Regions from separate parts of the Homo sapiens genome. Here region 2 is linked to region 1. The links are chromatin loops, found by intact Hi-C in ENCODE. Cell type or tissue: B cell. All regions are shown on one strand. Links, peaks and the distances in the headings refer to the core of each region. The heading gives the core; the rest is flanking DNA.

Region 1 (13,567 bases), core at 3,800-11,799:
GGAATTTAATACCAGTTCTAATTACCCCATAAAGATCCTAAATTCAACTTTTAAATCTAAAAACATCTACAATTATAGATGAGCTTTACTTAGTGATAGTATTATTTTGCTAAAGGCACATGTATAAAACTATAGCATTATGCTATAGGTCATGACTCACTTGAGACTAAATAAGCATCTTTTTCCTTTTCCTTCTCCTACCCCTTTCTACTTTTTCTTCTTAGTCTTTAAAAAAATCTTCCTCATCTTCTTTATTCTCTCTCAACCAAAATGCTTCTTTTAAAAAAATTTATGTAGAAGTAAAAATGAGCATAAAATTTCCGGTATAAAATACAATTATTAGTCTAAGAGCTAGTATTATTGTAACTTCAGTTTGAGACTCTGCATTTTGTTTTCTACATCATTTTAGAGACTAATACATTTTAAAAAACAACTATTAGTCTATGTTTTTGGACACACAATGTATAAAGATATTTTATGATATCAATAGCTGAAAGGGGTGGGGAGTCAGCAGTATAGGAGCAGAGTTTTTGTATCTATTGAAGTTAAGTTGGTATAAATTCAAATTAGAGTGTCATAACTTCAGGATGTGAAGTGTAATCCCCATGGCAACCTTAAATAAAATGGTTATAGAATATACACAAAAGGGAATGAGAAGAAAAGTAAAACATTACGCTACAAAAAACCCCAGCTAAACACAAAAGAAGACAGTAATGCAGGAACGAGGAACCAGAGTTATAAGGCATATAGAAAAACAATAGCAAAACCTATGTGAGATTTTCCTACATAGCCCTGGTATTTATATGGTTTATTTAAAAATTGGCCCACATTGTTATTTTTCAAAATATAGTTTTCTCGTATTCAGCTGTCCTTCCTTTACATTTTATAACTTGACAATTCTGAGTATTACAATAGTGATTCTTTCCTATTACCCACTGTTGATGCTTTTAGAGAACTTTTATATATTCTACAAATATTCTTTCTTCTTTGTTTTGAGGCAGTGTTTTTTTACTCCTGTTGCCCAGGCTGGAGTGCAGTGGTGCAATCATGGTTCACTGCAGACAACTTCCCTGGTTCAGGCAATCCTCCTGCCTCAGCCTCCCAAGTAGCTGAGACTACAGGTGTGCACCACCACACCCAGCTAATTTTCTGTATTTTTAGTGGAGACAGGTTTTTGCCATGTTGCTCAGGCTGGTCTTGGACTCCTGAATCCAAACCATTTGCCCACCTCGGCCTCCCAAAGTGCTGAGATTACAGGTGTGAGCCATTGTGCCCGGCAAAATATTCTTTCTTACCCCGAGTTTCTTTTTTTAATCATCCTACTGTATTATATTTTATTCAAAGTATTTGTTAGCTATCCTGACATTCTTGATCATTGGACCATTATCCTATGTACATTAAAAAAATTTTGTGACTGGCACATAATAATTGTACATATTTATGGAGTGTAATGTGATGTTTCAATACCTGTATAAATTGTGCAATGACAAAATTAGAGTAATTAGCATACCCATCACCTTGAACATTTATTTATTTGTGAGGATAACATTAACAAACCTCTCCTCTAGCTCTTTTGAAACAGACATTATTGTTAACTCTAGTCATCCTAGTATACAATAGACCACCAGAACTTATTCCCCCTATCTAACTACAGCTTTGTACTCACTGAACAATCTGTCATGATGCTTGCTCCCCAACTACTCTCCCCGTCCTGTGGTAACCACTATTCTAGTCTACTTCTTTTATTTTTTCTTTTATTTTTTGAGATGGAGTCTTGCTCTGTCGCCCAGGCTGGAGTGCCGTGGCGTGATCTCGGCTCACTGCAAGCTCCGCCTCCCAGGTTCACGCCATTCTCCTGCCTCAGGTTCACGCCATTCTCCTGCCTCAGCCTCCCGAGTAGCTGGGACTACAGGCACTCGCCACCACGCCCGGCTAATTTTTTTTGTATTTTTAGTAGAGATGGGGTTTCACCGTGTTAGCCAGGATGGTCTCGATTTCCTGACCTCGTGATCCGCTCGCCTCGGCCTCCCAAAGTGCTGGGATTACAGGCGTGAGCCACTGTGCCCGGCCTATTATAGTCTACTTCTATGAGAGTGACTACTGAGGTACCCCACTCGACATACTAAAATTTTGTCATAGCTTATCAGGAACTATATTCTAGGACCTCCCTTTAGAAGAGGAAGAAGAAATCACAGAGGGAAATTGGAAAATACTTAGAGATAAATGAAAATTAAAATACAACATACCAAAACTTAGAGGATGCAACAAAAGCCATGTAAAGGGGTTAATTTATAGCTATAAATTCTCATATTTAGAAAGAAGAAAGATCTCAAATCAACAACCTAACTTACAGTTTCAAGAACTAGAAAAAGATAACAAAGTTCAAAGCTAGCAGAAGGAAGGAACTAATAAAGATAAAAGCAGAGATAAACAAAACAGAGAACAGAAAAATAATAAAGAAAATACGATGACTCACACCTGTGATCCCAGCACTTTGGGAGGCCGAGGTGGGTGGATCACTTGAGGCCAGGAGGTCAAGACCAGCCTGGCCAATGTGGTGAAACTCTGTCTCCGCAAAAAATGCAAAAATTAGCTAGGTGTGGTGGTGCACATCTGTAATCCCAGCTACTTGGGAGGCTGAGGTGAGGGGATCACTTGAACCCGGGAGGCAGAGTTTGCAGTGAGCTGAGATTGCACCACTGCATTCCAGCCTGGGTGACAGAGCGAGACTCTGTCTCAAAGAAAAAGAAAAGAAACTAATCCAAAAGTTGTTCTTTGAAGAGACGAACAAAATTGATAAATCTTTAGCTAGACTGAGTAAGAATAAAAGGAGAGAAGACTAAAATACTAAAATCAGAAAGTGGGACATTACTATTGATTCACAGAAATAAAAAGGATTATAAGAGAGTATTATGAACAATTGTATGCCAACAAATTGGATATCCCAGATTAAACGGACAAATTCCTAGAAACACAAAACCTACCAAGACTGAATCGTTAAAAAATAGAAACTATGAGTTGACTCATAATTAGTAAGATCTAATCAGTAATAAAAAAAATCTCCTGACAAAGAAAGCCCTGGATCTGATGGCTTCTGTGGTGAATTCTACCAAACATTTAAAGAGCTAACATGAATCCTCAAGCTGTTCCAAAAAATTTAAGAGGAGGAAACACTCCCTAGTTCATCCTGTGAGGCTGGTTTTGCCCTGATACCAAAGCTAGCAAAGATACAATAAGGACACTACAGATCAATATCCCTTTTGAACATTCATATAAAAATCCTCAATAAAATACTAGCCAAAAGAATTAAGCAGCATCTTAAGGATTATATACCGTGATCAAGGGGGATTTATTCCCGGATGTAATAATGGATTAACATATGAAAACCAATGTAATACACCACACTAACATAACGAAGGGGAAGAAAACCACATAATTATCTCAATTGATGCAGAAAAAGCATTTGACAAAATTCAACATACTTTCATTATAAAAACATTCCACAACCTGGGAATAGAAGAAAATTACCACAACATAATAAAATCATATATAAAGAATTCACAGTGAACGTCATACTGAATAGTAAAAGACTAAAAACTTTTCCTGTAAGATCAGGTACAAGGCAAGGATGCCCGCTTTTGCCACTTCTACTCAACATAGTACTGGAAATTCTAGCCAGAGCAATTAGGCACAAAGAAAGACAGAAAAAAAATCCAAATTTGAGAAGAAGAGCAAAATTTTCTCTGTTTGAAGATGATATGATCTTATATGTACAAAGTCCTAAAGATTCTACCAAAAAAACCTGTTAGAACTATTAAACTAATTCAGCAAATTAGCAGGATACAAAATCAACACAAAAACATCAGTTGAATTTCTATGAAGTAATAAACAGAATAAACACTCTGAAAATGAAATTAATGAAAAAGAAATCTATTTCTAATACCATCAAAGAGAACAAAGTCCTTAGGAATTCACTTAGCCAAGGATGTGACTTGTACAATGAAAACTACAAAATATTGCCAAAGAAATTAAAGAAAGCATAAATAAATGGAAAGCCATCCTATGTTCATTGATTGGAACACTTAATATTGTTAAGATGTTAATACTTTCAAAGTCATCTACAGATTCAATGCAATACCCATCAAAATCCCAATGATGTCTTTTGCAGAAATAGAAAAATCCTTCCTAAAATTCATATGGAATTTGCCTTGAGTAGGCAAAACAGTCTTGAAAAAGAAGAGCAAAGTTGGAGGACTCACACTTCCTTATTTCAAAACTCACTACAAAGCTACAGTAATCAAAACGTGTGGTATTGGCATAAAGGAAGACATATAGACTAATGGAATGGAAAAGAAAGCCCAGAAATAAACTCTAACATACAGTCAAATGATTTTTGATAAGGGAGCCAAGACCATTCAATGGGAAAAGGACAGTCTTTTCAACAAATGGTGCTCTGAAAGCTGGATATGCACACAACATAAGAATGAAGTTGGATCCTTACCTTACATCACATACAAAAATTAAATTGATATGGATGAAAGACAAACTTGAGAGCTAAAACTATAAAACTCTTAGAAGAAAACATAGGCAAAAGCTTCACAGTATTGGATTTGGCAATGAATTTTTGGATATGACACCAAGGGGACTGGCAACAAAAGAAAGAATAGACAATTTAGACTTTATGAAAATTAAAAGCTTTTGTGCATCAAAAACACTATCAACAGAGTAAAACGGCAACCCACAAAGTTGGAAAAAATATTTGAAAATCCTACATCTTTTTTTTTTTTTTTTGAGACAGGATCTTTCTGTGCCACCCAGGCTGAAGTGCAGTGGCACAATCACAGCTCACTGCAGCCTCAACCTACCGGGCTCAAGTAATCCTCACCTCAGCCTCCAGAGTAGCTGGGACCACAGGTCTGCACCACCACATCTGGTTAATTTTTAAATTTTTTGTAAAGACAGGGTCTTGCTATGTTGTCCAGGCTGATCTCAAACTCCTGGGCTCAAGTAATCCTCTTGCCTCAGTCTCCCAAAGTGCTGGGATTACTGGCATGAGCCCCCACATCCAGCCCAAATCATGTATCTTATAAGGGATTAGTATCCAGTTTATATAGAGAACTCCAAACACTCAACAGCAGCAACAACAACAAAAAAACCTGATTCAAAAATGGGCAAAAGGAGTTGAATAGACATTTCTCCAAAGAAGATATATAAATGGCCAATAAGCACATGAAAAGATGCTCAATATCACTGATCATCAGGGGAGTGCAAATCAAAACCACAATGAGATTCCATCCCACACATATTAGGATGACTACTATTAAAAAGAAACAGGAAATAACAAGTGCTGGCTAGGATGAACAAAAGTTGAAATCCTTGTGCACTGTTTGTGGAAATGTAAAATGGTGCAGCTGCTGTGGAAAACTGTATGGTGGTTCCTCAAAAAATTAGAAATAGAATTGCCACATGATCCAGTAATTCCACTGCTGGATATATACCAAAAGAATTGAAAGCAGGGTCTTGAAATAATATTTGTGGACCCATATTTATAGCAGCATTATTCACATTAGCAACTCAAATGTCCCTCAACAGATGAACGGAAAAACACAATGTGGTGCATACATAAAATGGAACACTATTTAGCAAGAAAAAGAGATGAAGTTCTGATTCATACTACAGCGTGAATGAAACTTGAAAATTCCCAGAGCTCTCAGCTAATTATAGTAACTGCAAGTAGAGTGTTTATAGCTAGCATGGAACTCCATTTTTTTTTAATCCTACAGAGCTCCTATGTTACCCAGGAGAAAGGAATGGAGCAGGTATTCCCTGATAGAGGAAACAGTATAAAGATACTAAGGATTAGACTTGGGTCTGGCCCCCAAAATTGACTGGATCATGAAGTGTGGGATTATGAAGCTGAGGAAGATTGTGTTCACCCCCCAACTCATTCTGGTCTGCCCTTGGGACGTGGTACTTGATCAAACCTCTTCAGTTAATAGCAATTCCTTCTTACCTGGCCCCATTGCATACTAAGTCCTGGCCATGCCCCTTATAAGTTAGCAATCTGATTCCCAAACTTTGTTTTGTTTTGTTTTGTTTTTGTTTTTTTGAGACGAGTCTCGCTCTGTCGCCCAGGCTGGAGTGCAGTGGCGCGATCTCGGCTCACTGCAACCTCCTCCTCCCGGGTTCAAGCGATTCTCCTGCCTCAGCCTCCTGAGTAGCTGGGATTACAGGCACCCGCCACCATGCCCAGCTAATTTTTGTATTTTTAGTAGAGACGGGGTTTCACCGTGTTGGTCAGGCTGGTCTCAAACCCCTGACCTCGTGATCCACCCGCCTCGGGCTCCCAAAGTGCTGGGATTACAGGCATGAGCCACCATACCCGGCCCAAAACTTTGTAAGGCTAATAATTTGCAAAAGCAAAAACAGCATTTATCTGGACTGATGCCCATCTTAAACAGAGTGGAATAGGGAACACAGGTTATAGAAGGAGAAAAAAGAGCATTGTCACCGTGAGAGTAGCCAGAGAGATAATGAAGAGAGCTAAAAAAATGGAGTATCATCGTAAAGATGATTTCAAGAAGGATGAGATCTCATAGAAATATAAGAAAGAGAATGTAGAAAATGCAATGAAGAGGTCACTGGCTACCTTAAGAGTAGTTTCAATGGACAGGTGAATTTTGAAGCCCGAGTCTGGTGACACAAGAATTGTCTAGGTGCTGAAGAAACAAAGACAATGGGCAAAAGGTGTTCTTATTAGTCATGGTAGATAGAGGAGGGAACAGTGTTTGTCATGGAGGTTTTCAGGACAGAGTAGACTTGTGCATGTTTGTAAATTAGAGAAAGGAGCCTATAGGTGGGAAAAATATGTTCATTTCTGTAATTCCTGATGTGCAAATTTTTGTAGACTCAATTATCACGTACTGAGGCTATACTGCCCTCTTGTGGTGCAGAGTGCCCAGAAACTTTATTCTAAATTAGAAGTCTGCAAACTTGCTGTAAAGGGCCAGACGGCAAATATTTTAGACTTTGAGGATCATTCGGTCTTTGTCATTATTACGCCTTGTAGAGTGAAAGGAGCCACAGATAGCTCTTTGAGGAAGACCTGGTCCCAGCTGTACCGGAACTCTGGTCCACCCGCTCCTGCAACTGACTCGCCGCTGTTCACTCTCCAGAGGAAATCATGCCACAGACGCAGCTTTTAACAACATGAGAAAGACATCCCTGGAACCACAAGTTAATTCACTGAATTAGAATTACCCTAACCGGCCAGGCGCGGTGGCTCACGTTTGTAGTCCCAGCATTTCGGAAGGCCAAGGCAGGTGGTGGATCACTTGAGCCCATGTTCAAGACTAGCCTGGACAATATAGAGAGACTCTTTCTCTACAAAAAATACAAAATTTATTCGGGCGTGGTGGTGCGCACCTGTGGTCCCAGCTACTTGGGGGGCTGAGGTGGGAGGATCTCTTGAGCCCAGGAGGTCGAGGCTGCAGTGAGCTGATATCGCGCCACTGAACTCCAGCCTGGGCGACAGAGCGAGACCCTGTCTCTGAAAATAAAATTACCCTAACTAGCTGCAACCTGACATCCCTGGAGAAGATGTGTGCTGACTTGATCAAAAGTGCAAAGGAAAATAATCTCAAAGTGAAAGGACCATTTTAGATCCCTACCAAGATTCTAAGAATCACTAAGAGAAAAACTCCTGTGGTGAAGTTTGTTTAAGACTTGTAAGAATCCAAGATAAATCCCCATAAGAATCCACAAGCGACTCACTGACTGACACAGAACTTCTGAATTGCTAAATTGATTACTTTCATCAGTATTGAGCCAGCTGTTGAAGTCACCTCTGCACAGGATTAATCAATTTTCTTTAAGTGATTATCAGTTGGTTAAAAAAGAAAAAAAGTAGCCACAGATAATACATAAATAGGTAGGAGTATTTCAATAAAACTTTATTTACAAAAAATATGTAGGGGTCAGATTTGGCCTGCAGCCTCTGGTTTGCTGGCCCTTGATCTAAACCTGTGTTCTCAATATTTGGACGGAACATTAAAGTCATCTGGGGATTATTTTTGTTTGTTTTTAAGAGAATAACTCCTGGTCTTGAAGGATCCTCCCTCCTCAGCCTCCAGAGTAGCTGGAACTACAGGTGTGGCCCACCAGCCTGGCCCTCTAGGGATTGTTTTAAAATAATGCGAGTGCCCAGGCTACACCTCAGACTGATTGAATATGAAACTTTGGGTGTAGGGCCAGGTCACTAGTACTTTATAAAATGCCACCACCAGGGAGGGAGTCCATTGTGCAGTCATGGCTGAGAGCTACTGATTCAAATGAATATGCTTCTAGTTTTAAGTGCAGCCCACCTTTATTGAGTGCTTATTATGTGCCAGGTGCTGAGCTAAGAGCTTTCCATATATTGTATTATCTCATTTAATCCTTAAAGCAACTCTATGAATTGGGAATCATTATGAAGCTCATCTTATAGATAAGGAAACTGAATTTTTGTGAGATTAAGTAATCTGCTCCAGGTTATGTAGCTATTAAGAGAAGAACAGTGATTGAAACTGAGAACATCTGCCTCTAGAGCCTGAGCTTCCCAACGCTAGGCTACTCTATTTGTTACTATTATTTTTAACTGAAAACCACTGAGAACTATGTGAATTGAACTATTTGTATCATATACTATATTTTATTTTTAAAATTTATTTTATAAAATAGAGATGAGGTCTCACTATGTTGACCAGGCTGGTCTCAAACTCCTGGCCTCAAGCAATCCTCCTGCCTCGGCCTCCCAAAGTATTGGGATTACAGGTGTAAGCCACCACACCTGGCCATATACTATATTGTATTTTATTTTTTGCTTTTGAGACAGTCTCAGTCTGTCACCCAGGCTGGGGTGCAGTGGTGCGATCTCCTGGGCTCAAGTGATTCTCATGCCTCAGCCTCCCAAGTGGCTGGGACTACAGATGCCGGCTACAATGCCCGGCTGATTTTTGTATTTTTAGTAGAGATGGGGTTTCACCATGATGGCCAGGCCGGTCTTGAACTCCTGACCTCAGGTGATCTGCCGGCCTCGGCCTCCCAGAGTGCCAGGATTACAGGCGTGAGCCACCGCGCTCGGCATCAATATACTATATTTTAAATAAGGTGGGTAAAGTTAATCACAAGCAATTTTCCCTAGATTTAATAAATGCAATAAATGCAGTTTTTCTAGTGCCACAGCTGTTTTTTTTTTGTTTTTTTTTTTTTTTTTGAGATGGAGTCTCACTCTGTCACCAGGCTGGAGTGCAGTGGCGCGATCTTGGCTCACTGCATTCTTCTTATGAATCAGATTCTTCTCAGATCTTTTCCACAGCTTTAGCACATCATAGAAATTCATTGTTTAAGTACGCTTTCAGTTTGTTTTCTGTTACAGGTTTTCTCTTAGTTTGACTCCACGTGTACTAACTGTTACACGCATCTGTATAAGAGACCACCTGAGCAGGCTTAGTGTGAGCAACAAGGCTGTTTATTCACTTGGGTGCAAGTGGGCTGAGTCCGAGAAAGGAGTCAGCGAAGTGTGGTGGGATTATCATTGGTTCTTATAAGTTTGGGATAGGCCGTGGAGTTAGGAGCAATTTTTGTGGGCAAAGGATGGATGTTACAAAGTACATTCTCAAGGGCGGGGAGGATGTTACAAAGTACATTCACAAGGGCAGAGAGGACGCATTGTCACAAGGGCAGGGAGGAATGTTACAAAGTACGTTCACAAGGCGGAGGGGGAGACTGTATTGTCACAAGGGCGGGCAGGAGCGTTACAAAGCACATTCACAAGGATAGGGAATATCACAAAGTACATTATCACAAGGGTGGGAGAATGTCACAATGCCTTGACCATGGTGTGGCCAGCTCAGAGGAACTTACACTTAGACTACTAATATTAATCAAAGGCAAAAGTTCAGTATGACTCTTTTAATCTTAGAGGCAGTATAAGACAGTGGTTTTTATTTTTATTTCTTATTCTTATTTATTTATTTAACAGAGATGGTGTCTCACTATGGTGACCAGGCTGGTATCGAACTTCTGGCATCAAGTGATCCTCCCATCTCTACCACCCAAAGTGCTGGGAGCCACTGCACCTGGCCAAGACAGTGTTTTTTCCTGCCTCAGCCTCCCGAGTGGCTGGGACTACAGACATGTCCCAGCATGCCTGACTAATTTTTTTTTTTTCGTATTTTTAGTAGAGATGGGGTTTTACCATGTTGGCCAGGGTGGTCTCGAACTACTGACCTCAATCATCCACCTGCCTTGGCCTCCCAAAGTGAACAGTGTTTTTTTAATATATGAACTTTGGAGATAGTCTGAATTCTAACCCTGCCACTTGTATGTTAGGTACTAACTAGTCTTAGCATTTTAATAAACTGGAATGGGTTGCCTTCCTTCTGACTCTATGTATTCTGTCCTAATGCAGTAGAAGCAAAAAGGAATCAGTCACCTAAGGTGTTTTCAAATAACAACTACCACAACTTTTTCACCACTATAATAATAGCTGAGAGGCTTACTATGTGCTATTTTTAATGCTTTTTATGGGTTAATTCAATTAATTATTTCAACAACCCAGTGAAGCAGGTGTTTTTATTATCTGAAATTTACAGGCAAGGAAACTGAGGTTCAGAGAGGTTAAGTAACTTTTCCAAGGTCACACAGATAATAAATGGCAGAGGGAAGTTTTGAATGCAAGCAAGTCTGACTTCACAAGCTGCACTCTTGACTACTTTCAAAATATTGCTTTTTTATACTAAACTGCCTTCAGTAGGAAATCCCACTGTCATGTATTTATTTATTCAAACCGAAGGGATACTTTTCCAATACCTCCAAAGCAATGATTCCCAGGCTTTAGGGTTTCACAGGCTATTAAAATTTGAAAGAAAATTATGACAACCAACATAGATTTGCCATCTTTAAGTTTTCAAGATAAAGGAACCTTAAAAAGCAAACACCTCCTGTGAGCATTTACTATTAGTGCAAAATAAATAACAACCTTTTTTTTTTTTTTGAGATGGAGTCTCGCTCTGTCGCCCAGGCTGGAGTGCAGTGGTGCGATCTCGGCTCACTGCAACCTTCGCCTCCTGGGTTCAAGCTATCCTCCCAAGTAGTTGGGACTACAGTCACCCGCCACCATGCCCGGCTAATTTTTGTTTTTGTTTGTTTGTTTTTTAGTAGAAACAGGGTTTTACCATGTTGGCCAGGCTGATCTTGAACTCCTGGCCTTGTAATGCACCCTCCTCGGCCTCCCAAAGTGCTGGGAGTACAGGTGTGTGCCACCGTGCCGGGTCTAAAGGACAGTTTAATACCAAAAAAGTAGGGTGGACATAATCTAGAAATATAGCATTCGAATGCTGTATATATTTATCTGCTGTCCTTGAATTTCCCACTTTTCTGAGGAAAATATTTGAAAACAACATTTTCCTTTCACTTTCTTCCTAATAGCTAGGTTAAGCCACTTGCATTTAAACATAATAACAATTTTAGTAACTTTTACTTGTCTTCCTAGCAAGAACTTGTATCTTCTGGTCTGGAGATTAACAGTGCTATTAATTAAAAATTGTTGCTTTTTAATAAAAGGTGGAATGAAAGAGTAGGATCATTTGTTCCACTATATTGGCCCAAGGACTTAAGAGTCTCAGAGGATTTGCTTAAAATCTTCTCAGTCTAGAAATTTTGAAAGATGAAATAAACAGTTTTGAGGCCGGGCGCGGTGGCTCACGCCTGTAATCCCAGCACTTTGGGAGGTCGAGGTGGGTGGATCACAAGGTTAGGAGTTCAAGACCAGCCTGGCCAATTTGGTGAAACCCCGTCTGTACTAAAAATACAAAAAAATTAGCCAGGTGTGGTGGCACATGCCTGTAATCCCAGCTACTCGGGAGGCTGAGGCAGGAGAATTGCTTGAATCCGGGAGGCGGAGGTTGCAGTGAGCTGAGATCGTGCCACTGCACTCCAGCCTGGGTGACAGAGTGAGACTCCGTCTCAAAAAAAAAAAAAAAGAAATAAACAGTTTTGGGAACTAGCATTTCTTTCATCCAATGCATTAAAATAGTAATTATACTGCTGAAAAATGAGACAACATTCTTGTTAAAACCCAAGTTTTTTATAGTGACATTGTAATAGGGTTTATGTTTCTTGTAACTTTGATTTCCTCCAGAATCTGAATGCCTGAGTGTTTTCAACAGGGTGCCACATGAGTAGAAATCTACATCTATGTGAACCTTGTGAAATTTTTATTACACTTTTTTTGGTCTTTTTTTTTTTTTACCTTTTTGTGGAGAATGGGGTCTTGTTGCCCAGGCAGGTCTCAAACTCCTGAGCTCAAGTATTCTCCCGCCTCCACCTCCCTAGGTGCTGGGATTACAAGCGTGAGCCACCATACCCGGCCATGAATTTTTTATTGATAACGTTGTGAAATGAGAAGCCTCAGCACTTACCATCTGCATTTTGAACTGGACTACAAACATGAATTACATATAAATAGAAACCTTATTTGAAAGAATTTTCTTTTGTTAACAGCTTATTAGACATTTGTTTCATGTTGTAACTTTAGATAAATTAAATTTGAATATTTCATAATTGTAATCAATTCTCTTCAGCTTCAATTTTAATTCCTAATTGATTCAAGCCTATTAGCAAGATCCCTGGTGGTAGTCTGTTACATAATGTTAGTAAAAGGCCTGAGGTTTTTCTCCTAACAAACTTGGTGCCAGCTCGTTAGACTGAAAATAAGATACTCTCTGGTAGATCCAGCGGATTGGATGCCTGGGTCCTAAGTTTCCCAAGCCAGGGATTATCACCTTTTAGGAGCTGCAAGGAAGTTAGAAGGATAAAGGAGAATAACTTAGGAAACCAAATAACTTCTTATGTGTCGCGGTGATACTTTTCTTTTTTTTTTAATTTATTTATTTATTTACTTTTCATGCGCGTCTGTGTGAAGAGACCACCAAACAGGCTTTGTGTGAGCAATAAAGCTCTTAATCACCTGGGTGCAGGCGGGCTGAGTCGGAAAAGAGAGTCAGTGAAGGGAGATAAGGGTGGGGCCGTTTTATAGGATTTGGGTAGATAAAGGAAAATTGCAGTCAAAGGGGATTTGTTCTCTGGTGGGCAGGAGTGGGGGTCGCAAGGTGCTCAGTGGGGGAGCTTTTTGAGCCAGGAAAAGGACTTTCACAAGGTAATGTCATCACTTAAGGAAGGACTGGCCATTTTCACTTCTTTTGTGGTGGAATGTCATCAGTTAAGGCGGGGCAGGGCATTTTCACTTTTGTGATTCTTCAGTTACTTCAGGCCATCTGGGCGTACACGTGCAAGTCACCAGGGATGCGGTGGCGTGGCTTGGGCTCAGAGGCCTGATAATACTAGCCCAGGGTCCTGCTCCCTTACAGTTCTGTAATCTTCACTCAGTGACTCGCTTCTGTCTCAATACAAAGGAAAGACGTTATTTTTTCTTTTTCTCCTTTTTTTTTTTTTGAGGCAGGGTATCGCTCTGTAGCCCAGGCTGGAGTGCAGTGGCGCAATCATGGCCCACTGCAGCCTTGACCTC
Region 2 (14,570 bases), core at 2,415-10,414, 250 kb before region 1:
ACAGCTAGCCATATGCAGAAGATTAAAACTGGACCCCTTCCTTACACCATATACAAAAATTAACTCAAGAGGAATGAAAGACTTAAATGTAAAACCCAAAAATATAAAAACCCTGGATGACAACCTAGGCAATACCTGTCAGGACATAGGCACAGGCAAAGATTTCATGAAGATGCCAAAAGCAACTTCAACAAAAGCAAAAACTGACAAATGGGATCTAATTAAAGAGCTTCTGCACAGCAAAAGAAACTATCATCAGAGTGAATAGACAACCTACAGAATGGGAGAAAATACTTGCAAACTGTGCATCTGACAAAGGTCTAATATCCAGCATATATAAGGAACTTAAAACAAATTTACAAGAAAAAAACATTAAAAAGTAGGCAAAGGATATGAAAAGATACTTTTCAAAAGAAGACATACGTATGGCCAACAATCATATGAAAAAAAGCTCAACATCACTGATCATTAGAGAAATGCAAATCAAAACTACAATGAAAGGCCGGGCGCAGTGGCTCACGCCTGTAATCCCAGTACTTTGGGAGGCCGAGGCAGGCAGATCACAAGGTCAGGAGTTCAAGGCCAGCCTGACTAACATGGTGAAATCCTGTCTCTACTAAAAATACAAAAATTAGCTGGGCATGTTGGCACGTGCCTGTAGTCCCAGCTACACAGGAGGCTGAGGCAGGAGAATTGCTTGAACCCAGGAGGTGGAGGTTGCAGTGAGCCGAGATCGCACCACTGCACTCCAGTCTGGGTGACAGAGCAAGACTCCGTCTCAAAACAAAAACAAAAACAAACAAAAAAAACACCACAATGAGATATCACCTCATACCAGTCAGAATGGCTATTATTAAAAAGTCAAAAAGTAACATGCTGGCAAGGTTGTGGAGAAAAGGGAACGCATATACACTGTTGGTAGAAGTGTAAATTAGTTCAACGATTGTGGAAGACAGTGTGGTGATTCTTCAAAGATCTAAAGACTGAAATACCATTTGACCGAGCAATGCCATTACTGGGTATATACCCAAAGGAATATACATCATTCCATTTATAAAGACACATGCATGTGTATGTTCACTGCAACACTATTCACAATAGCAAAGACATAGAATCAACCTAAATACCCATCAATGATAGACTGGATAAAGAAAAATGTGGTACATATACACCATGGAATACTATGCAGCCATAAAAAAGAATGAGCTCGTGTCCTTTGCAGGAACATGGATGGAACTGGAGGCAATTAGTTAGCAAACTAACACTAGGAACAGGAAAGCAAATACTGCATATTCTCACTTATTAAGTGGGAGCTAAATGATGAAAACACATGGATGCATACAGGGGAGTAACACGTGAACACATACAGGGGAACAACACACAATGGAGCCTATTGGAGGGTGGAGGGCAGGAGGAGGGAGAGGCTCCAGAAAAATAACTAATGGGTACTAAGCTTAATACCTGGATGATGAAATAATCTGTACAACAAACGCCCATGACACAAGTTTATCTATGTAACAAGCTTGCACATATACCCCTGAGGTGAAAAGTAAAAAGCAAAAAACAAACTATATTTTCATAAGAAAAAAGAGAGAGAGAGATATAAAGGGTAGCAGTGACTTTCAAAGGTAATGACAAGTGCCAGGGACCTTAACTTTAATTAGAACTAAGAAGTGATAAACTACCATTTCAGAGACTCCTGATTTAGTGTCATGCTGCCTTTGTCACAAGATGCTTTGTTTTTGTTTTTGTTTTTTTAAAGATTTCAACATCTTTGTAAGAAATGTGAAATTTTTATTTCTGAGACAAAAATAAAGGTTTCCTAACAATATCGTTTTTGTTAAGTAAGTGATGTTGCACAACTCATATAACAAAATTTCACTGGGATGTAAGGGCAACTGCCTTATCCACTCTTGGTTTTAAAACCTTCTCTGCCGGTGCTCTGTAAACCGGGCTATGTAGAGGGGCTAACCAAGGATGAGGTCAGGCTGTTTCAAGAAATGTTTTGTTGACTTTAATTTGGCTACATCACAATAAGCCCCAATTTGCCAATCACCAAGTCACTTTCTGTATCACATACTTTTCTTCTTGTTGATCTTTGCCTCCAAAGCTTCATTCACATTCAAGGCCCATTCGTTGTAAGATTCTGCTCGAAGCTTCAATGCATTCATCATAGGGTAGAGATCATCCAGCGTGTACCTATACCTGGAAATAATACCACCACACTTAGCTTTGAGACGTGTAGCTTTGGAGAAAACTAGATGTTTTATACTTAACATTTCAGCCCTAGAACTGCGGTATCATTGAGCTTTTAGTAAGGATCAACTGTTTTCCATAGGAAAAAAAATCGTTCTTCCTACTTACCGCAATTTATATTTGTAAGGAGGACAGGAACACAATTCTTTTACATGATGCAGGCAAACAAGAAGGCCAGGTTTACAAGAACAGGAGATGGCAGACATGAAGCATGTAGTTTTGCATTTTACACACTGACGTTCATCATCTGGCAACAGCTCAAAATCCATTCTTTCCGAATCAATCACTCCCTAGAATAAAGTATACTTTAGAGAGACCTCCAAAGGATAATATAATCCACCAGCCCAAGACAAACATGCAGTAGTACTTGAGTCTGAAAAAAAAAAAAAAGCTTTACCAAAATAGGGATGCATGATTAAAAATGTGTGGCATACAAAGAAACAAATGACCTAGCAAATACAGGCAAGTTCATTTGTCTAGGGAGATCTCCTTTTTCAGACAAGGCAGGTCCTTATGTTTGGTCATTTTGATCTGAGTATGAACACCATAGGACTGTAAAACTACTGAGATTAGTTATCTGTTCTACTACAAATTAGCCTTGTCCACATTTTGGGTATAGATAAGAGGTATAGATAAGATTAAAAGAAAGGAATATGTTTCCTACTTCTGAGGAAATATGGAGAATCTATTAAAAGGACAAAAATAAAAGGAAAGAAGATGGGACGAGTGGAAAAGACTATCGTGCAGAAATTGAGTTTGGGAAGATGCTGAGTGGTCTCTCAGCCTTTTACAGGAAGTTATATGAAAGGATATCATTAACTGAATAGTTAGAAAATTTGTGCAATAGCAAAGACTAAAGTCATAATTAAACATTTCCTCCTAAAAGACTGTCAGGAAAAATAAGGTCTTGAACCAGTAAATTTCAACATAATCTGTACCACCTAACATCTAGAGAACCCTTCTTGGATACACCTTTTGTCATTTAAAGACCAAACTTCTATCACCTTTTCTCCCTATCTAAAACTGGATCCTAATCCAGCCTTGAGAATGCCAGTCGTTTATGAACTACTGGGCTTCTTTCTTTTATTCTGTTATCCTGTATTTTAACCTTTTAACTATTTCATATCTGCCAATTATATGGGCCAACAAAGATGAGGAAGGTAAGGAAAATGCTAATTAGATTTTGGTTTTATTCTTGAATTGGTCATTAAAAAGGACTTCATGGGATGGAGAAAGTTAACATTTTTGTTTAAAATAAGATTAAGGACCAACTCCATGGATTTTAATTGAGAATCAATCATGTAGTTCATACCTAATTTTAATTTGTAAATTCCATATATGGAAAAAGTCTCAGAGTTCTAAAAATGAGCTACCATTTTTGATGTAAGACTTTGGTAAGTTACTTAAACCCTCTGGGCACTATTTTCCCCCAACTGTAAAATATAAGAGGGTAAGGTAGGTAACCTGCTGTTAAAATGTAAATGGGCTGCAGAGAGCCAATATTCCAGGATTCTACCCAAAAAGGCACATATTTTTAAAAAAAAAAAAAAAAACAGTATTACTATTTGCAGATATTATTATTCTAAAAGAATCCATGAAAAAGCTACTGGGAATTAAGTGACTTTAGCAAGGTCTCAGGAGACAAGGTCAATATACAAGTCAATTGTCTCTCTAAATACTAGCAATAAACAATTAGAAATTCAGTTTTTAAAAGTACAATTTATAATAGTGCCAAAAAACATGCAATATAAAATTATACTATGTTCATGAATTGGAAGACTCAATATTATTAAGATATCAATTCTCCCCCAAACTATCCATAGTTTCATGCAGTCTCAATCAAAATTCCAACAGGAATTGATTTGGTAGAAATCAATAAGCTGATTCTAAAATGTACATTAAAAAAAGTAAAAGAGATAAAACAATTTTTTAAAAAAAACAAAGTTAGAAGACTCATACTACCTGATTTCAAGACTTCTTAGAAAGCTACAATAATCAAGACCATTTAGTATTAGCAATAGAATAGATGCATAGATCACCAGAACACAAGAGTCCAGAAATAGACCCATACTTATGTGGTGAATTGATTTTCAACAAAGGTGCCAAAGCAATTTAATGAAGAAAAGATAGTCTTTTCAAGAAATGCTGCTGGAAGAACTAGATATCCACATGCAAAAAAATGAACCTTGACTCATATTTTTGAAAAACAAAAATTACTTGAAATAGATGAAAGACCTAAATGTAAAACTTCAAACTATGAAATTCTAGATGACTTTGTAGGAGAAAATCTTTGTAACTTTGGATTAGGCAAGATTTATTAAATAGGAAACCAAAAAAACATGATTCACACAAGAAAATAATTAACAAACTGGACTTCATCAAAATGAAAAACTCCTGCTTGCTGAAAGACACTGGTAGGAAAATCAAAGACAAGCCACAGACTGGGAGAAAACATTAGCAAAACACCTATCTGATTTAAAAAAAAAAAAACTGGTATGCAGAATACATAAAGAATTATTACAAAAACCAAATGTTTTAAAAAAATAAAGGGCAAGCCGGGTGTGGTGGCTCACGCCTGTAATCCCAGCACATTGGGAGGTTGAGTTGGGTGGATAGCTTGAACCCAGGAGTTTGAGACCAGCCTGGGCAACATAGTGAGACCCTGTTTCTACAAAACATTTTTTTTAAAGGGGCAAGACATTTGAACAGCTACTTCAAAGAGACATATGTACATGTGGCAAATAAGATAGTGAATAAAAATTAAAACCACGAGATACTACTATACATCTATTACAATGGCCTCAAAGAAAATAGGCTTTAAAAAGACTGCTTAAAATGATATTAAAGTGCGTAAAAATTTTACTAAATAATACCCAATGACAACATGCAGTTGGATTTCCATAAGCCTTACCAATTTACGGACAGTTTCTCTTAAAGCTTTCTCATCCTCAATCATAATGGCCATGTCTTTCTGAACAGTTGAAGCCACTACAACATCTAATACATCAGCCTTGGAAGCCATCTTGCAGATCATCTCATCGTGGGAAAACACACAATATCGATGAAGCAAGCGATAATGCTCCACACACTGTCGGCCTAATGGCAGCTGTATCAAAACACGGAAAGAAAAAAATAACATTCATCTTTCTTCTATTTCCAAACACCTCTGACCCATTATTATCAAATTACCAAACATCACACTATGGGTCTTAACACGTATCATTTACCAACCCTAAAACCAGACTCTGGGCCAGGTAGATGGCTCACACCTGTAATTCCAACACTTTGGGAGGCCAAGCCTTGCTTGAGTCTAAGAATTGGAGACCAGCCTGTGCAGTATGGTGAAATCCCATCTCTACAAACAAATATAAACATTAGTCGGGTGTGGCGGTGCACGCCTGTAGTCCCATCTACTCTGGAGGCTGATGTGGAAGGATTGCTTGAGCCTGGGAGGTCGAGGCTGCAATGAGCCATGATTGCACCACTGCACTCCAGCCTGGGTGACAGAGCGAGACTGTCTCGAAAAAATTTAAAAAACAAACAAAACACCAGACTCATAAAATTCCTAGCCTAGGCCCTATTTATCTTTGCATCCCAAAGATCTGTAATCTTACATATCTTAATTAAAAAGTGGTTAAAAAAAAAAAAAAGACCCAGCATATTAACAATGTATGAGTATCTACAACAATGTAGAATCTAATTAGAAGTATGACCTTATATATTTCCTGAAATAATTGTGCTGAACTGGTATGATCAACCTACTTCAGGGAATAATACTCTGAAAAACTACTTAATGGGAAATAAGTATAGATATAGCAAGTGCCATTATAACAAAGTTATAATTCATTAGCTTTAACACCACTTAATCTAGAACTTTTTAGGTAAATGAAAAGTATTAATACAAATATAAAAATTAAACTTTACAACTAATGAAACCAAATGTGTCCTTAAATTGCTGTACTGCAGATAATGTAAGCTAGTACTATACAAAGCCTTTAGACTGGAATTATTTATCAGTTTGCAATGAGATACTGAGCTTCAGCCAGAATGTAAATCAATAGACTCCATTCTTCATCAACAAAGTCTTGCTACAAAAGAAAAAACATCAGCTGAACTAAGCAGTATGCTTAGGTAATTCATGCTTGATTTACACTGTGGTACAAGTGCTTTATCTCATTGTGGACTGGTAAACAATTTGCAGACTGACCAGCTGAGCAGTAATGGGTCAAGGCAACTATCCATGTGACATTTATTTATTTTTTTGAGACAGAGTTTCAGTCTGTTGCCCAGGCTGGAGTGCAATGGCGTGATCTTGGCTCACTGCGACCTCCACCTCCTGGGTTCAAGTGATTCTCCTGCCTCAGCCTCCCAAGTAATTGGGATTACAGGCGCCCACCGCCACGCCTAATTTTTGTATTTTTAGTAGAGATGGGGCTTCACCATGTTGGCCAGGCTGGTCTCGAACTCCTGACCTCAGGTGATCTGCCCACCTTGGCTTCCGAAAGCGCTGGGATTATAGGCATGAGCTACCGCACCCAGCCCACATGACACTTTAAAACATTATATTCCATTTCCTCAGGAAAAACAATAAATTTGAAAAGGTTAACTACATTGTAATTACATACCCAATCAACAGTGCAGAAGTTAACAGCCTCAGCAAAATTAAAACCCTGGTTAAAACCACTGTGGTAGGCTCTTGGAAATGTAATCACAAACTCCCCAGCACACTGATTAGTTCGGTAAACCTAAAGAGACAGAAATTGAAGATTTTTGAGTTTCTTAAAGAGTGACATTGTTACTAAAGACAATCTGGACACAGTCTATTAGATAATTTTCAAAAAAAGGCAGCTTTCTGAAATTGAGCCAGAAAAAACAAATTATTATAGTAGAATATCACCTAGAGATACTAATTTATGTCACAAGATGGAGCAGTATCCCAGACTACCAAAGTTGATTAGTATCTGAACACAAAACAAAAATGTGCCCATATTAAGGTTCAAGGTATAACTTTTAAAAACAGCTGCAATTAAGAATATCCTAATATATTATTATTACCCCTCAAGTAGCATCTTCTACCACCAATTAAAGCAATCCCACTCTATTTCAAGAATCTCATAACATACAGAGGTCCTCCTCATTTGGAACTCAAACTTACCTCCCATCATTCCCTTCTTCCTACCACCACCCTCACCCCAAAAGTACCTATATTGCTCTAGGCACACAAATCCTTATACTGAGCTTATTATTATATAATAATATTAGATTCCTTTTCAAGCATCTACATTTCTACACCAATGCTTACCTAGTGTACGGTCCCCCAGAACAAAAGCATCAACATCCACTAGGAGCTTGTTGGAAATGCAAATCCTGAAGCCCCACTCAGACTAACAAAATAACAGGATCAGAAATTCTAGGGGTGGAGACCAGCCATCTGTGTAGTAATACGGCCTTCAGGGTTCTGTGTAAAGACTACTACCCATCACAGGAACACCATATCTTCTACTTGGAATACTTCCTCCTTCCCTGACTCTGCCAAACATGTGATAATTTATCAGAGTTCCAGCTCCTACTACAGATGTCATCTCATTTAAGAGCCCTTTCTGATTCTCAATAGAGTTATTAGATCAGTCTCATAGTTGTCACCACTGTCAAACCACACCACCCTTGTATTATCTGTATAAACATTATCTTTTACTTCAGATAATGAATCCCTAAATGCACAAGGAGTTCATTCATCTATCTCTGTAGGTCCAGAATCTAACTCCAGAAAGTTTGCTCAATTATTAAAGAACCAGGGTCAGGTCTCAATTAAAGCAATCTACTCTTAACAAATTGGAAAAAACAGTCAACATGAGGAAAGAAAAATATTATGAGAAGAAATACCAACTATGAGGAGATGGTGAGATTGTGGTGCTTACTGGTGATTACTTTCTAAGCTATGGTCCATGCATAATTTATAATGCCTCAAATGAAAGTCCTTTCTGTTGTCTCCATTGACTAGCCTATGAACCCAAAAGCATAAACTTTAGGTCACAACAAGTTCACTTTAACACTGTAAATGTATCATTTACATTTTATTTAGCTAAGATGGACTCTTCATACATTTCAATATGGCTTCCCAAATGTCTTCAGAGTATTCTCCAAAAGGAAGCCAGTATAGTTGTGCACCATGTAACAACATTTTGGTCACAGACAGACCACATATCAATGGTGATCTGTAAGATTATAATACCATATTTTCACTGTACCTTTTCTGTTTAGATACATTTAAATACACAAATCCTTACTATTGTGTTACAGCTATCTAAGGTATTCAGTACAGTAACATGCTGTACAAATTTGTAGCCCAGCAGCAATAGCCTACACCATACAGCCTAGGTGTGTAGTTGGCTATACCATCTAGGTTTGTGTAAGTACACTCCATGAAGTTCACATGACAACAAAATCACCTAGCAACGCATTTCTCAGAACATATCCCTGTTGTTAGGTTTCCCATGACTGTATAGTTGTCACTTCATTTAGCAACCTCTAGACTTTTCAGTCAGACTGGGCACCCTAAAATACAAGCTCAAGACCTTGAAATAGATTTTCACTTATAAATACACTAAAACCAATGAATTGCAATTATTACTTGCAAAGGAAGGCTGTTTAGCAATCTAGTTATCAGCTGCAACAAATTAGTTTTTGTGGTATCTAAGGATCCAGTCCTACTGAGTAAATGTACAGTACTGCAGCAAAACAGCTGTTTCTGCTATCAAGTCATGCTATGGAAAACACAGAACTAAATCAACATCATAAAAAAGTGAATAAAAAGGAAAAAGAGAAGTGGTGAATTAAGCTTGAGTGGCAGGAGGATTAACCCAGAACATACAGGCACTTCATGAGTCATCAGGGTATTGGGGTTCATGATGGTCACAAGCTGATGGAGGAGATCCGGCTGGGACACAAAGAGTTCTGGAGCTAGTTTCTTCATTACATTTTCTAGCTGCTCAGCAGCATACCCTGGGACTCCATACCAGGTTTTTGGCTCACCCCTGGAAATAGATTATAAAAATAAATCAATCTGCAACACCAACACAAACAAAATGGGTTACCAGTTCATATTTTTCAGACTCGGCTTTGTAAGACTACGCAAAAAAGGAATCCACAAACTGACGAAATATCATTAGAAATGTGAATGTGAGCCAGGTGCTGTGGCTCACGTCTGTAATCCCAGCACTTTGGGAGACTGAGGCGGGTAGATCACGAGGTCAGGAGTTCAAGACCAGCCTGGCCAACATGGTGAAACCCCATCTCTATTAAAAATACAAAATTAGCCAGGCATGGTGGCAGGCACCTGTAATCCCAGCTACTTGGGAGGCTGAGGCAGAAGATTCACTTGACCCCAGGAGGTGGAGGATCCAGTGAGCAGAGATCACACCATTGCATTCCTGCCTGGGTGACAAGAGCAAGACTCCATCTCAAAAAAAACAAAAAAGGAATGTGATGTGAACATATGTAATGCATTTTCCCCCTTCAAGTATGAACAGAAGACTTTCCATCTGAACATCTGAAGTCCCTCTCCCCACTCTCATTTTTATCTGACTCTTTAGAAAATGCAGACACCTAGAATTTCTCTTTTGTTGTTGTTGTTTTTTTTTTGTTTTTTTTTTTTGAGACTGAGTCTTGCTGTGTTGTCCATGCTGAAGTGCAATGACGCAATCTTGGCTCACTGCAACCTCCACCTCCCAGGTTCAAGCAATTCTCCTGCCTCAGCCTCCCGAGTAGCTAGTATTACAGGCGTGCACCACCATGCCCAGCTAATTTTTGTATTTTTAGTGGACACGGGGTTTCACCATGTTGCCAGGCTGGTCTCGAACTCCTGACCTCAGGTGAACCGCCCGCCTCAGCTTAGTGCTGAGATTACAGGCGTGAGCCACCATGCCCAGCCAATATCCAGAATTTCTAAGAATATAAGGTATCGTATTCACTTCAGGATATGTTGTTATCACAGTTTCCTAAAGCAACCCACAAGGGTAAGGCAACTTTCCATTTTTCTTTTCCCTTGCCCATTCTGGCAGACGAAGTTAAATCAAACACTAGTAAGGCAATTAGCATTTCTAAGGAATTCTTATTCTTCAAAGGACTTTAAATTATCAAACAATTTATCTGTATCATCCCTGCGAGGTATGGTAAATATAATATTCATTTTACAGCTGGGAGAAACTGCCTAGGGAAGCAGAATTAATTCTATACATATATATGCCAATTCTCTTTCTTGTGGTACATCCTCAAATTCCTTGTGTGAGGATTTGAGTGAGTTACAGATTTTCAAATATTTTTATATTTAGAAGAAAAATAGAGAAGAAAACAGATGTGAAGAAATGGCTTGAAGAGTTTAAAAAGTAAAGAAGCCCAAATATCTGCACATCCCTCCCGCCTTGCCCCCTCAATGTGCACACCAAGATAAGGCTCACTCTACTGTGCATAGTGATACCTGAATTCAACACAACAAAAGAGAGGCTAGTCATTACACAGACCTGGAGGACACTGTGGTACCTACTATAATTCACGCTTCTCCCAAAGGGGTATCCAGGCTAGCACTGCCACCAAATGGGATTTTCTATAGTAAAAGTAACTTTTATTTAGAATATGCTTTTTCTATAGGTAAATACTTCTTTTTGTTTTGAGGCAGAGTTTCGCTCTGTTGCCCAGGCAGGAGTGCAATGGTGCGGTCTCTTGGCTCACTGCAACCTCTGCCTCCCAGGATCAAGTGATTCTCCTCCCTCCACCTCCCAAGTAGCTGGGATTATAGGTGCTCACCACCACACCCAGCTAATTTTCATATTTTTAGTAAAGACGGGGTTTCTCCATGTTGGCCAGGCTGGTCTCGAACTCCTGACCTCAGGTGATCCGCCCATCTTGGCCTCCCAAACTGCTGGGATTACAGGCGTGAGCCACTGCACCCGGCCTAGACAAAGACTTCCTTACTTCAGATAAAAACTACCCTTCCCCCAGAATTACGTTGTTCTTGCAAAGTAGTGTGTGTGCAATTTCAGGGAATTCATGGATGCTCTAGGAATCTTAAGAACCACTGTCTTAACTTGTCAGGATGCCTGTTCTAACAGAAGTGAAAAACCTTAGGGAAAAAAGTAGTTCAATGCTCTTCAGACACAGTTAAGACACATCTGCACTGAAAAGGAAAGTTTTCCTATCCAGCATGCATACTACTCATGGGTTCTTTTTGGAACTTCTCACCAGTGCAAGTAGTTAATTGAATAGCTCCAGTGGTCTTCAATGTGCCAACAGAATGAAGAAAAGCACATTCCCACATACAACCAAGGAAGTTTCATGCCACATATATCAGCAGTAATATGTGCAAGGACAGACTGCTCCATCACTGGCATGTTGTTCAAATTCCAGCCACTATCAAGATACTCCTAAAAATAAGAAGACAAAAGAGGATAAAGGTTTAGCTATACAATGCTAACGTTTTAGAAGGCCAGCTAAAAATATTATCCTTCAAAATAAAAAAAGAAATGTGGAAGAGGAGGGGCCACCATGCTGACCTTCTAGGATGCCCAGAGATTCGTTTTGCCCAGTTTTGAGCTTTGTATAAATGGACTCACACAGCACATACTTCTGTATCTGTCTCTTTTTAAATATATATAGAGGAACATAAGCCATGAGTCCACTTTAACAAAGTTCAAAATCAGGCAAACTAATCTATAGTGTTAGAAGTCAGGATAGTGATTATCCTGAGGGCATAGTGCTCGTCCTGAAAGAGGAAAAGTAGTGAAGGAGAGCGGGCGAAAAGGGAACTTCTGGGGTGCTGGGAATATCCTATTTCTTGTTTTAGTTAGTGCTGGTTACATGGGTGTGTTCAGCTTGTGGAAATTCATCAGTCTGTATACATATAACTATGTACTTTTCTGATCATATGTAATACTTTCAAAGAAAACTACCAAAAAAAAAAAAAAATCACACTTTCCTACCAAGATAGAAACAGAACTCTTCCTAAGAGTTCGCTAGTATGGAAAAAAATACTCAAAAATATTAAAGTTTGAAAATAAATAGACCTGGTCTCAGGCCTTCAGGTTTTCTTCAGAAGGAGAAACCAAGGTTATAAAATCTGAAGGCAAAGGATGATAAGTAATTTTCCCCTATGACCACAACATAGTGACATAGTTAGGACTAGAATTCTTCTGTAGGCTCTTTCTACTTTTCTTGAAATCATTAAAAATCTGGTAATTAAGGATTTGCTAAAAGTAATCATAAGTTACTTCAAGCCAACCAAACAGAATTTCAATAAATACCTCAATTTCCAAGCCACTTATATGCCTACCTCTTCCTCAGGTGAGAGTTTGATTTTCCCATCTCGGACAGGAAAGCCACTGCCAAATTCCTTTGAGGCAATGTCAGCTCCATATTCCACTGTGACATCCTCCTCAATAGTGCTTACTAGTCTCCAAAATTCTTTCTCAACAAGCTCTGTGGGGACCATCTGGAAATACAAGGAATAGAAAAAATGAGTTTCCTCACAAACTGTCTGTGACCAATTAAGCTCAGTGATGGGAATCAAAGAACAGCATCCTAAGGAAAAATTGTGTCTATAATGTTCTATAATTGATCTTAGGCAATTCAGGAAACCTCTACTGTCTAAAAGGAATTTATGTTCCTCTATCACCAGCCAGGCCACAACTGTAAAAGGGAGCCAAGGAAAGCAATTATTTATGACCGGGAGATATTTCTGTGTTTCAAAAAATGTAACATAAACTGTATAGTAATAATGGTTAGTTGTGTCTGAATGACGTATAGCACTGTACAGTTGACAACAGCACAGTAATAAGGTTTGTTGTTTCAATGATGCTTTATACTTTGAGATGCTTTCAAATACATTACCTGAGTCCATCCTTTCATTCTTTTCACTGGACCTGTCTGAGAGCAATGTAGGCAACCAACACAAAAAACACAGTATATAGCAGTGGTCGCCAGTGTCCCTGTGTTTTTGGCACCAGGGATGGGTTTCATGGAAGGCAATTTTTCCATGGATGGGGAAGGGCAGGGCGCAAGGGCTGGGAGGTGGGGGGGGGATTAGATTCTCATAAGGAACATGCAACCTAGATCCTTTGCATAGGCAGTTCACAATAGGGTTTGCCCTCCTATGAGACTCTAATGCAGCCACTGATCTGACAGGACGCAGAGCTCGGGTGTAATGTTTGCCCACTGATCACCTCCTGCTGTGTGGCCCTGTTCCTAACAGGCCACCGACTGGTATTGGTCAATGGCCAGGTTGGGAAAGGGTGGTTGGGGACTTCCAGTATATATGATATAACAAAAGGAGCAACTTGTAGCAGCACGCCCTTAGAATAAAGAGTCACCAGACTAAATGTCAATCTGTTGTTAATCTGGTGTAAATCCAGAGGCAGGTAACATTTAAATGTCTATCCCTCAATGTCCTCATCTAATATTCTGTCAAAATATACAGTTAACCACAAATAGAAGAGGTTACATGCAAGTCATCAGGATTGGTTAAGCAAACATATTGGCAAATATTATAACACATAAGGAAGTCAAGAGAACTGAAAATTCAAATGGAGTATAAATTTAAGTCCATTAAATAAGCAAACATTTTAAGTAACTAATAGCTGATGTTAGAGGTGCTGGGGAAAAACAAATTCACTCATATATTGCTGGGATCCATAAATTGATACAGCAACTGGGATGGAATGAGGGAGAATGACTCTCATCTGACCTCAATAATCATCCCAAGAAAATCATCCAATTAAAGAGTACTACATGCATAAAGGGTTTGCTGCAGTGCTTTATTAGTAGTGACAAAAATCATAGCTTAAATATCCAGAATTAAAGCATTACATTTTGGTGTACTCATTTGATGGAGTATTAAATGCTGAATGGAAAATGCTTATGCTTCAAAGTGCATAAAGGGGAATTAAAAATGGACTCATCCTGAAATTTATAATACTAACTTATGATTACATAACAATATACAACAAATGTGTTCCCAATGCATAGTACACCTTGGCACACAGCAGTCATTTAATACATTTTGTGAAGTATTCTTTATATTTGTTGGGCCAAAATGATTGCTGATGATTTTCTTTATTAGTGTTCTATTACTGGTGCTGTATAATCTGTGTGGAAGAGGTATCTTTAGAGAAATTCTAAAATAAAAAATTAGAATGCTTTTTAAAGTATTGTGAAATTTTAAATACCACAAAACAAATTAAAGTTTCATTCTGCTTTCTGTGTGACAATGCCTACTAGAGTGAGGCCTCAACTAAAAATGGGTCTTCAGGTACACTTTTCTCCAA

What was found. A loop is a pair of places that touch in the nucleus more often than their neighbours do. Peaks named below come from ENCODE experiments on the same cell type or tissue, not always from the same donor. Only the 100,000 strongest peaks of a DNase experiment are listed, where the experiment ranks them.
Region 2: it touches region 1 in a loop (24-fold over the local background); 47 of 110 quality-filtered maps call a loop at or near these places.

The regions. Positions count from the first base shown.
Region 1 is chr1:202,992,498-203,006,064 of GRCh38, forward strand. It overlaps the pseudogene MGAT4FP and the pseudogene RPS20P8. Among named protein-coding and RNA genes, the nearest start is that of TMEM183A, 8.1 kb to the right of the region's middle. RefSeq lists an enhancer at 12,680-13,454 and a cis regulatory region at 13,206-13,555. In B cell, for the core only: CTCF peaks have their summits at 6,938 (motif pointing left) and 7,145; a DNase peak (open chromatin) is centred at 6,944; H3K4me3 peaks cover 295 bases; H3K27ac peaks cover 1,210 bases.
Region 2 is chr1:202,743,778-202,758,347 of GRCh38, forward strand. KDM5B (lysine demethylase 5B) reads right to left here. Exons shown (of 27, transcript NM_006618.5): 10 at 12,581-12,739; 11 at 11,494-11,675; 12 at 9,128-9,290; 13 at 6,882-7,001; 14 at 5,168-5,362; 15 at 2,365-2,546; 16 at 2,081-2,205. Among named protein-coding and RNA genes, the nearest start is that of SYT2, 41 kb to the left of the region's middle. In B cell, for the core only: a CTCF peak has its summit at 7,190; no DNase peak of the experiment used is centred there.